2 separate regions of the Homo sapiens genome follow, and region 2 is linked to region 1. Evidence: read pairs that join two places in POLR2A ChIA-PET (ENCODE). Cell type or tissue: MCF 10A. All regions are shown on one strand. Each heading gives the region's core, and the rest is flanking DNA. Links, peaks and the distances in the headings are about the cores only. Region 1 overlaps FRMD6-AS2 (FRMD6 antisense RNA 2). Region 2 has its middle 28 kb from the start of LINC02310.

What was found. Peaks named below come from ENCODE experiments on the same cell type or tissue, not always from the same donor. Only the 100,000 strongest peaks of a DNase experiment are listed, where the experiment ranks them.
Region 2: POLR2A ChIA-PET joins it to region 1 with 13 read pairs; 1 of 35 experiments calls an interaction of 5 or more read pairs at or near these places.

Annotation. Positions count from the first base shown.
Region 1 is chr14:51,530,307-51,535,690 of GRCh38, forward strand. All of the region lies in intron 2 of FRMD6-AS2 (FRMD6 antisense RNA 2), which reads right to left. It also overlaps a transcript of FRMD6 not described here. Among named protein-coding and RNA genes, the nearest start is that of FRMD6-AS2, 67 kb to the right of the region's middle. RefSeq lists enhancers at 3,886-5,085, 4,345-4,639. In MCF 10A, for the core only: no CTCF peak of the experiment used is centred there; DNase peaks (open chromatin) are centred at 3,105 and 3,755.
Region 2 is chr14:51,366,109-51,371,492 of GRCh38, forward strand. No RefSeq gene overlaps it. Among named protein-coding and RNA genes, the nearest start is that of LINC02310, 28 kb to the right of the region's middle. RefSeq lists an enhancer at 2,660-3,244. In MCF 10A, for the core only: a CTCF peak has its summit at 3,908 (motif pointing right); DNase peaks (open chromatin) are centred at 2,733 and 3,913.

The sequences.
Region 1 (5,384 bases), core at 140-5,139:
ATGTTTGGAGTATTTATACCACAGAAACTGGCAAATGCCACAAATCAGAGTTAGATTTATTGTTTTGTTGGTTATGTAGTCTTAAGAAAGTAACAGGTAGATATTAATAAGGTAGATTAAATGTAAAAGTGTGTTGCATCTACCTCAATATATTTATTTATTTGTGAGTTACTATTATTATTATTTTAATTTGAGACAGGGTCTTACTCTGTCACCCAGGCTGGAGTGCAGTGGCACAATCTTGGCTCACTGCAACCTCTGCTTCTGGGGATCAAGTGATCCTCCTGCCTCGGCCTCCCGAGTAGCTGGGACCACAGGCATGCACCACCACACCCAGCTATTTTTTTTTTTTTTAATTTTAGTAGTCATGGGGTCTCACCATGTTGCCTAGGCTGGTCTTGAACTCCTGAGCTCAAGTGGTTCACCTGCTTCAGCCTCCCAACATGCTGGGATTACAGGCAGGAACCACCATACCCGGCTGCAAGATATTTATTAATTAGAAAAGGACAAACAGTAACTTTACAGTTCAGCGTTCTGGCAGATACCACCTTAACAAAGAGATTGTCTTGGTCCATTCTGTGCTGCTATAACAAAATACCTGAGACTGGGTAATTTATAATGAACACAAATTTATTGGCTCATGATTCTGGAAGCTGGTAAGTCCAATGCGCCAGCATCTGGTGAGGGTTTTCTTCCTGCATCTTCTCATGGCAGAAGGGCAAAGAGGGTGAGGGAGAGCAAAAGAGTAAACTAGTGGCCTCAAGCCCTTTCATAATAGGCATTAATCTGTTTATAATGGTAGAGCCTTCATGACCTCACCTCCTTCTTTTAGGCCCTACCTCCCAACACTGTTGCATTGGAGATTAAGTTTCCAACACATGCTTGTTAGGGGACACATTTAAATCCTAGCAGTGATTAAGGTTATCACCAGTAATAAGATATATCAACATCATGTACCCCTTGATAATGATGTGCTTAGAAAGGCACATTACTTCTGAAATATTCTTGCATAAAATGAATAACTTTAACATAATCACGAGAAAATGTCAAACAAGCCAAAATTGAGGGATAAGCAACAAGATAACTGACCATTATTTTCAAAAGTATCAAGGTCCTGAAAGACTAGGACATATTGAGGTATTATTATCACAGCCACAAGGAGAAATGACAACTAAATGCAATTTGGGACCCTGATAATCTGAATAAAGTCTGCAATTTGGTTAATAGTACGGTGCCAATGTTTATTAGTTTTGATCATTATCACTTAACTGTGGGTCTAACATACTTCAAAAGAAAAATGTGTTGTATCTACAGCCATTACATAATGAATAGCACAAAAAATTGAGGAAATATTCTTCCCGTACTCAACAACTATTATCAAGTTCAGTTTGACAAAAAATTTTCTCATGTTATTGTGGAACAGGTGAAGTTCTTTCATGGTCTTTGCTGTTTTACTTTTGCTTTACTCATTAACATAAATGAAAATGCCAATCAATATTCATATCAGAAATACATTCATTTGTCAATTGCAGCCATAAGTTGGCTATGGATATGAGACTGGCAAAAATCAACAAAAGCACTCTCTGAGTATCAGTTAATTTTTATTGCTTGTATTAGCATTTGTATATGTGCTATCCATCTATTATATCAGTAAAATTTATAATAAACATATACTTCTTTTCCAGGGAGTCAGTTGTTAAACATTTACCACCACATCGCTGAATATCTGTCAAAATTATTCATCTTTTCTTCTCTGGGGCTTTTTAAAAGAAATTATTGGGGCCAGGCGTGGTGGCTCACGCCTATAATCCCAGTACTTTGGGAGGCCGAGGTGGGCGGATCACGAGGTCAGAAGATCGAGACCATCCTGGCTAACATGGTGAAACCCCGTTTCTACTAAAAATACACAAAAATTAGCCTGGCGTGGTGGCGGGCACCTGTAGTCCCAGCTACTCGGGAGGATGAGCCAGGAGAATGGCGTGAACCCAGGAGGTGGAGCTTGCAGTGAGCTGAGATAGCACCACTGCACTATAGCCTGGGTGACAGAGCGAGACTCCATCTCAAAAAAAAAAAAAAAAAAAGAAATTATTAAATATGCATTTTTCATATTCTGGGATTGTGTCTAGGAATCATCTTGTGATTTTGCTGACAACAATTATATTCATTCAGATTGAAGAGAAAATGAATAAAATATATTGTGCCCACCCCAGGGTCCATGATACCTCACTGATCACCTGCTACTGATTATATTAGCAGTCATATGTCTTTGAGCCAATTTTCCACCCAGGTGGAAGTGTTAACACAAAACATGACTTAAATTAGTAAAAATTTTGTTTTGTGTGCTTATTTCATAATTTCCTGAGTCTGAAGACGTCCTTCCTATATAAACAACCACCTACATTGACTGAAACTCTTGAGGACAGAGTTTGTACTTAGTTCTGTCATTATTTTCAGAATCATTTTTCTCTTTTTGCATTACAAGCTTCAGATCTGGCCCACAAACTGACCTTCTCAACAGTAATAGTAGTAAGGAGACAGAGCTCAGTCCTAAGTTATCCTAAAGCTCATTCAACCCCATTTTGTAAATCTTTGTCAACCCAGTGCTCAGCACATGGCCTGGCACTTAGTGGAATGTCAGTGAATGTTGTCAATGTCATCCAGCCCTTTGAGGGCTGCAATACTGCTATTAGCTCACTCTGAATAATGTATCTTTAGAACAGTCCAGAAAATGTTATGTCCTACAACCAATAATGGTCTCTGCCTCCTCCATGTCTTGCCAAGTGCTTAGGTCACATACCTTTTGCAGCTCTCTTGATTTTACCTAAGTGTAGCCCAATGACAAAGAGAGGACCATTCAGAGGAATTACAATGCCAGATGAACAAAGCCAAGACCTACTTAGGTTTTTGCTGGGCTTCGAGGAGTCTGGGTTTTTTTCTGGGGTGGGGCAGGCTGATGGTAGGGAACTGCTCTGCTAGAGAGGCTTTGGCAATTACTCAGAGATGTTTACAAGGATTTATTTCTTAGAGTGGTTTGATTTCCAGAAAAATTGCCTTTAAAAAAAGCTGGATAAAACAGGTTCCACATTACACTTGTATGAGTTGTCCTGAATGGCATAAATTATTTTTCCTGAGGCTATTAGCTCAGAGTCTGAGCAACACACTGGTGTTTTTACAGGAGTCTAATGCATAGAGATTACGGCTGACTCTCCATTTTATATAATTCCTGACCTAGTACTGAGTCTCACCAAATGTTGATGATCTTCAACTCATTCAGCAACTGGGAAATAATCACATTCAGACATTTCTACCAGGCTTGTCATAGCTACTAATGCCATCCTTTAAAAAGGAAATACCTTCTGAACCCTATCAATAAATGTAAAAAAGAAATACCCTTCTGAACCCTATCAATAAATGTCGTGGTCTCAAGATGACATTGCCAGGCCCTTAGACCCAGGTTTCCTGTTTCCTCCTAGGATGCCACCCCTGTTCCACTTTCAGAGAGCGTCTCTGGGTCTTGGCTGAGGTTGTGCCTAGTGAGTTCTTGTCACTGCACACTGACAATAACTCCCCTCACTTGCAGTTTTCCTGGTGGGCTACTTTCTTCAATGTGGATCCTTTTATCTCTTTCAATTATAGTAAGACCAATAGGAAGAAAGTCTTTTGGGGAACAGCAGAATTGCAGCTTCTAGGTGGGTGGGGAAAGGACCTAATTCACAGCCTTGGGTTGACTGGTTGTTGCATGTGCCTGGGCAGCTCTGCCAGTGCCTTGCACAACCAAGGAGTCAAGTCTATGGAGGGTGGGGGTACACAGGGAACTCACCCTGCTCCTGTCTGCCTGTAGGGACAGCCATCCACATAGTTCAAACGGCTGTAGATCTCAATTCATTCTAAAGTCTACTAACTGGTTATGTTTTCTCGAACCACATGCTTAAACCAACTTCTTCCACATAAGCAGCTTTTACCCATATAATATCACTATTACAGGGAGGAAAGATTTTGTCACTCTACCCATGGTAATGTGTGATGTAGTCACCAGTCCTCAAAGCTTAATTACAACAGTGCTGCATGATTGGAGATTGAGTTGTTTCTTATGATGGTTGATTTTTTTATTGGACAAGGGCTTAGAGCCTAGCTATAGGAAGTTGTTTCTTTTGGATACAATCCTAGAAGTTTTCCTTTTAAAACATTCTTTCTACCTTTCCTATTTTCAATACCTATCAGGTCTATGTAAATATCACCGTCTCTCTCTTCTTTGCCCAGACAGCTGTCACACTATTTAGCTTTTCCTTCTATAACATTCTACTTAAAGAGGTTGCCAGTGTCACTTTCCCTCCTCTAAAACTGGGGATTAAAATTCCCAGCCTTCCAGAACAGGTAAATAATTGCTTTGTCATGAGAAAAATCAATATCTGCTACCACAGGAAGTCGGGCAGGAAGCAGTTGGACAAAGGCCTGCACTTCAGCTGTGCAGCAGAGTCATTTGTGTGACCCCAAAGGTTATGCTTTCCTGCTTGTTTTACAAAAAGCTGATGAGCCAGGCAGAGGAACCAGAGTCCAGATAGGACTAGAAGTATGTGCCAGGTACTCTCCAGTGGAGAACGCAGGGCCCCGGGGCAGCCGCTCAATTAGATGTATTGTTGACCCAAGGTGAGATTCAAGAGGAGATAAAGACTTTCAGGGAAAGGGAAGAGCAGTGAGCAGTTCACCCACATTCCCCACCAAAAGTGAACTACTCAGATATTTTGCAGTTTTCTCTTCTAATGCTCAGGGAGCTACAAGGACATTTTGAGCCTATTCAGTCATCTTTTGATTGAAATCAGGGAAACTCAGTACTCTCATGGCTTCCAGGGTCCTCAAACCTTTCTAGCCCCACTTAAAAAAAATAGCTTATTGAAATATAATTTACACACATAAAATTTGTCCCTTTAAAGTATATAATACAGTGGTTTTTAAAATATATTCACAGTACGTACAACCATCACACAATCAATTTTAGAACACTTTTACCACCTCAAAAAGAAACCCTATACTGTTTACCAATCATAATCCTATTCTCCCCTCACCCCATCCCTAAACAACCAATAATCTATTTTCTGCTCTATAGATTTGCCTATTCTGGACATTTCTACTTTCTATCTCCACAGATTTGCCTATTATGGACATGGAATATGTATAGTCTTTTGAGACTGGCTTCTTTCACTTGGCAAAATATTTTCAAGGATTATCCATGTTGTGGCATATATTAGCACTGTGTTCCTTTTTATGGCCAAATAATATTCCACGATGTGGATATACCACATTTTGTTGATCCATTCACCAGGTGATGCACATTTGGGTTGTTTCCATTGTTTGGTTACTATGAGTAACGTTGCTATAAACATTCA
Region 2 (5,384 bases), core at 328-5,327, 160 kb before region 1:
TCTTGAGATGCTGGGGTCTTGTGATGGGAAGATGGAGACAGAATGAAGGATGTGTGGAGCCCTACGGGGAGGAGAGAATAAAGAAGTGGGGTGACCTGGGAGCCTGGGATTCTTGTGACCATGGACACAGGTATCAAAGGCATGATGCAGTTAGCCCTGGGGAACCTGAGGCAGGTGGTGGTGATGAGGGGCAGGGAGCAGTGGTGTCTGGGACTCAGTCTTGGCTGCTGTCGCTGGAGGCAGTGAGGCCTGAGACAAATGGGATTAGTCCCACTTTAAGACCCTTCTCTGAGCCCATAGGCTTCTTCTTAACCCCTGTGCATGGAAGGAAAAAGGTAGGACATGAGGTTGATAGATGTGATTAAGATGTGGATTCTTAATCACATCTACTAGCTTCAGCTGTCCTACTCTTGGGAGGCTCACTTTTATACATAGAGAAAATATGTGCCATTATAACTGTGCTTCAGTGGGCAAAGTAGAGCAGACTTCATTTAAAAGGCTGCTCCATGCCTCTCTGCCCGGCCGCCCCGTCTGGGAAGTGAGGAGCGCCTCTGCCCGGCTGCCCCGTCTGGTAGGTGTACCCAACAGCTCCGAAGAGACAGCGACCATCGAGAACGGGCCATGACGACGATGGCGGTTTTGTCGAAAAGAAAAGGGGGAAATGTGGGGAAAAGAAAGAGAGATCAGATTGTTACTGTGTCTGTGTAGAAAGAAGTAGACATAGGAGACTCCATTTTGTTCTGTAATAAGAAAAATTCTTCTGCCTTGGGATGCTGTTAATCTATAACCTTACCCCCAACCCCGTGCTCTCTGAAATATGTGCTGTGTCAACTCAGGGTTAAATGGATTAAGGGCGGTGCAAGATGTGCTTTGTTAAACAGATGCTTGAAGGCAGCATGCTCGTTAAGAGTCATCACCACTCCCTAATCTCAAGTACCCAGGGACACAAACACTGCGGAAGGCCGCAGGGACCTTTGCCTAGGTAAACCAGAGACCTTTGTTCACGTGTTTATCTGCTGACCTTCTCTCCACTATTATCCTATGACCCTGCCACATCCCCCTCTCTGAGAAACACCCAAGAATGATCAATAAATACTAAAAAAAAAAAAAAAAAAAAAAGGCTGCTCCATGTTCATTACAGAAAACAAAGTCAATGTGCTGTTGACATTATTGCACATGACTGCACAGCTGTGCACAAGCTCCACCCACCAGGTGAGTCTTACCACTTTCCCTAAGTCCTGGTGCCTTGCTTCTCACAGAGTGGTCCATGGGCCAGCAGCATTGGCATCACCTGGATGCTTGTTAGAAGTGCAGGATCTCAGCAAGACCCAGACATACTGAATCCTCATCTGCATTTTAACTAGATCCCCAGGTGATCCTTAGGCACGTTAAGCCTGAGGAAGCACTGTGATGCATTTCTTGTTATTAGTAGGAACAAAGCAGGTGCCTCCAAGAAGAAAAAGGCAAATGAAAGAAGCAGCTCCAGGAAAGATGACATGTTACTCATCAGCCTTAAAATTCCAAGTTCAATGCATTTTTCCCCCCAGTGCTGGCAGTGTATTGGATTCATGTGAACCTCATTAAAAATTAAAACAAACAAGTTCTAACTTGCATGACTCCAAAAACATTTCATTGTTTCTTTAGGGAGAAATAGATGAGAACAGACAAAGTTGATTACACAGAATAAGGACAAAACAACTCTGAACTTTTAACCTGCATGAGTTGTCAGTAGAATCTCGGAATCATAGAATTCCAGAGTTTAGAGCAGTTAGCTCAACACTGGCTACACATCAGAGTCACCTGGGGAACTTTCCAAAAAGTACAAAATACTAGTGCTGAGCCCCAATCCCAGATATTCTATCTGAGGAAAGAAACGGGCATCAGGTATTTTTCAAAAGCTCTCTGGGTGATTCTTATATGCAGCAAGGATTGAGATTCACTGGTAGAAATAAGATGCAAGACACATATGTGATTTAAAATTATCTAGGACCCAAATTAAGTAGGTAGAAACAAATGAAATTAATTTCAATAACGTATCTTAATCCAATATGTCCAAAATATTATCATTTGAAATGTAGTTAATATAAAAAACTAATAATGATTTTTTTCTCAGTAAGACTTTAACATCCAGTGTGTATTTTACACATGTAGAACATCTCAATTCAGTTTAGCCACATTTCAAGGGTTCAATAGCCACATGTGGCTAATGACTGTCATAGTGGACAGTGTAGTTCCAAGTAATAACAGTAATGCTAGTCTATGAAAGATAGGTTTCCACCTCTGGAAAACAAAATGATTGCCCATTTAAAGTAGAAGAGCCAGTTCAGAAGATAATGAGATGTAATTCAGTATTATTTCTTGCTTGCAAACAGCCTCTTAAAATCATCGTGGAAGTTCAATGAAGAGGTAAGATTTAGAAAGTTTGCAAAATTTCTTCCAAAAAGGGAAATGTCTGGGATTTACGTGACAGAGGCAAACCCTTACGTGATGCTATGTTAAGGCATGTAAATGAATACTGTGCTGAGTTTCTCAGCAACCTATGGTGTTGGGAAGGGCTGATCTTCTGATTTTGATCTAGGAAACGATAGGAATATAGTCAATGGCTACATTTTCTTTTTCTCTCTTGGAATCAACCATTATAAAGAGCAGGCATCTTTGGGGATTTTGGTGTCTGCACAGCTGAATCAGCATCGGAATCAGGAATGTGCGAGGATAACATTCTGCGGTTTGGCATTCCTGTCTCAATTCCTCCACTTCTTAGAAAAGAAGCGTCACTCACTGATATTCTCCCAAACCAGCTGTTGAGTATAATAAAGACCTTCCTCTTAGTATTAACATTAGATTGTATTCTTAGGCTCTAATTTTTACCACGGGATTTTTCCCTAAAGAAATTAGAGAAATCACTTAGCCATTGGCATGTGTTAACTGTAACCAGGTCATGTAGCTCTTCTGAGCCTGAGGCAAATAAACAGAAAATCTTAGCGACATGTGCTGAGAACTAGGTTAAACAAATTTCTCAGGATGGGTTGCAGAATAGTTTGCTGGTGCTGGCAATGAAGTGTAGAGGCACTTAAGAGGGATGATTTTTCTCGCTTTTTACCAAAATGTCTTTGCTTCCCTCATAAGCCACTTTCTTCCGAAAGCCAACCATGTTTTTGTTTATTTGTTTGTTTGTTTGTTTGTTTTTTGAGGCGGAGTTTCGCTCTTGTTGCCCAGGCTGGAGTGCAACAGCGCAATCTCGGTTTACCGCAACCTCCGCCTCCCGGGCTCAAGCAATTCTCCTGCCTCAGCCTCCCGAGTTACAGGCGCGCGCCACCACACCCGGCTAATTTGTTTTTTTTTTTTAATTTTTAGTAGAGACGGGGTTTCGCCATGTTAGCCAGGCTGCTCTCAAACTTCTGACCTCAGGCGATCCGCCCGCCTCAGCCTCCCAAAGTACTGGGATTACAAGCGTGAGCCACCGCCCCCGGCCCCGACCATGGTTTTGTAAAGAGAGAACATTGAAAACATAATTGGTCTTTGGTCTATCTAGTTTCTCCATTTTGTACCCTTCTTTCACCTTTGCCAGTAATACTCTTTTCTCTCGGAAGACCCTGGAATGTTTCTCTAGTGTCAAAATTCATCCCAGCTAAGACTTGTGAACTTAACACCAAAGAGTAACCTGTTTATATCACAGTGCAAATTACACAGAACTATCACTCTTCCAGTGCTTTTGTGATAAAGAAATAAAGCACTATCAGAAGAATACCATGCATCCGCTAGGTAGTGAAGATTTTTAAAAAGTGGGCACAAAATTAGAACAAATGGAACCCTGAAACCGCACTACATAGGCAAATAGCTGAGTACAGATTGAAGTTAGAGAACCCTCGAGGGGCTAGGTATGAGTCTGCAATTATGATAGGCGGCCATCAGGGGGCATTTCAGCGCCTTGGTCGTGTGGCCAAAGGATCAGGTTTACCATAATCAGAGAATAAGGTAATTTTTACTTCTTTAAAAATAGAGTAGTTTAAATAAAATTATCAATTAGGGTTTAAAGATGATTCATATGAGCAAGTTCTTAAACCAAAGCCAAGGAAAAAGTGCGCTACCTGCCTCACTATGCGGTTTTCATAATTCAGGGTAGCCTTGCTTATGGCCCTAAGATGTAATAATCATGTTCCTTCTCACTCTGATTTCTTATTTGGGAACCATATTCTTTTATTGGGTTAAGGGAGAACTTTTTTTTTTTTTTTTTTTTTTTGAGATGGAATCTCACTCTGTTGCCAGGCTGGAGTGCTGTGGCACGATCTCAGCTCACCGCAACCTCCAACTCCCTGGTTCAACAGATTCTCCTGCTTCAGCCTCCTAAGGGAGAACTTTTAAAGGGGATTTTCACAATTTCAATAGCCCAGCAGTATCCTCTCACTCTCTTTTCCTTTTCCACTGCTACATGGAATGGAAGGAGCTGCTCGCTGTGTTAAAATGTGGAGATTATTTTGAAAATTTGAATATGAAGAATAAGTGTCTTAAGCCATTCTCTCATTTTTATAAAGAAATAACCTGAGACTGAGTAATTTATAAAGAAAGAGTTTTAATTGGTTCTCGGTTCTGCAGGCTGTACGGGAAGCATAGTGACATCTGGTCCCGGGGAGGCCCCAAGAAGCTTACAATCATTGTGGAAGGCAAAGTGGGAGAAGGTACATCACATGGCAAAAGCAGGAGCAAGAGAGTGAAGGGTGAGGTGCCACACACTTTTAAATGACCAGACCTCCCAGGAACTCACTCATTATCTCGAGGACAGTCCCAAGGGGATGGCACTAAACCATTCATGAGCAATCCACCCCCATGATCCAGTCACCTCCCATCAGGCCCCACCTCCAACACTGGGGATTACATTTCAATGTGAGGTTTGGGCAGGGACCACATCCAAGCTATAACAAGTAGTTACTTTAAAAGAAGTGAAGTAGTCTTAGCTGATATCTGCAAGATATTAGAAGGGCTTTTCAGGTCAAATTACTCTGAGGTTCTCAAGAGAGAAGTCTGACACATATAAGATAAAATGTGTGAGGTTTAATCCATCTGAAACTCTACAGTGCTCCCCTTTGCTTAAAGATTAGGTGTAGATTATTCCATCTAATATGAATGAGTGTAGGACTCACATAGTGGATTAAGTTAATGCTGAGTGGCAAGGTAAAGACATAAAAATAAATCTTAACGTTTGACTCAGGAGATTGCATTTAATTTGGCAGCTAGTAGGAAACCATTGAATGTTTTTGAGTAAGAGGGGTGGCATTCATGCAGTAGTGCTTTAGTGTCAGGGGAAACAAAGGACAGAAAAAGCTCAAAAGCTTGGTGGAAGTGGAATCCATAAAACTAGGTAGCAGATCAAATGTAGAGACTAAAGA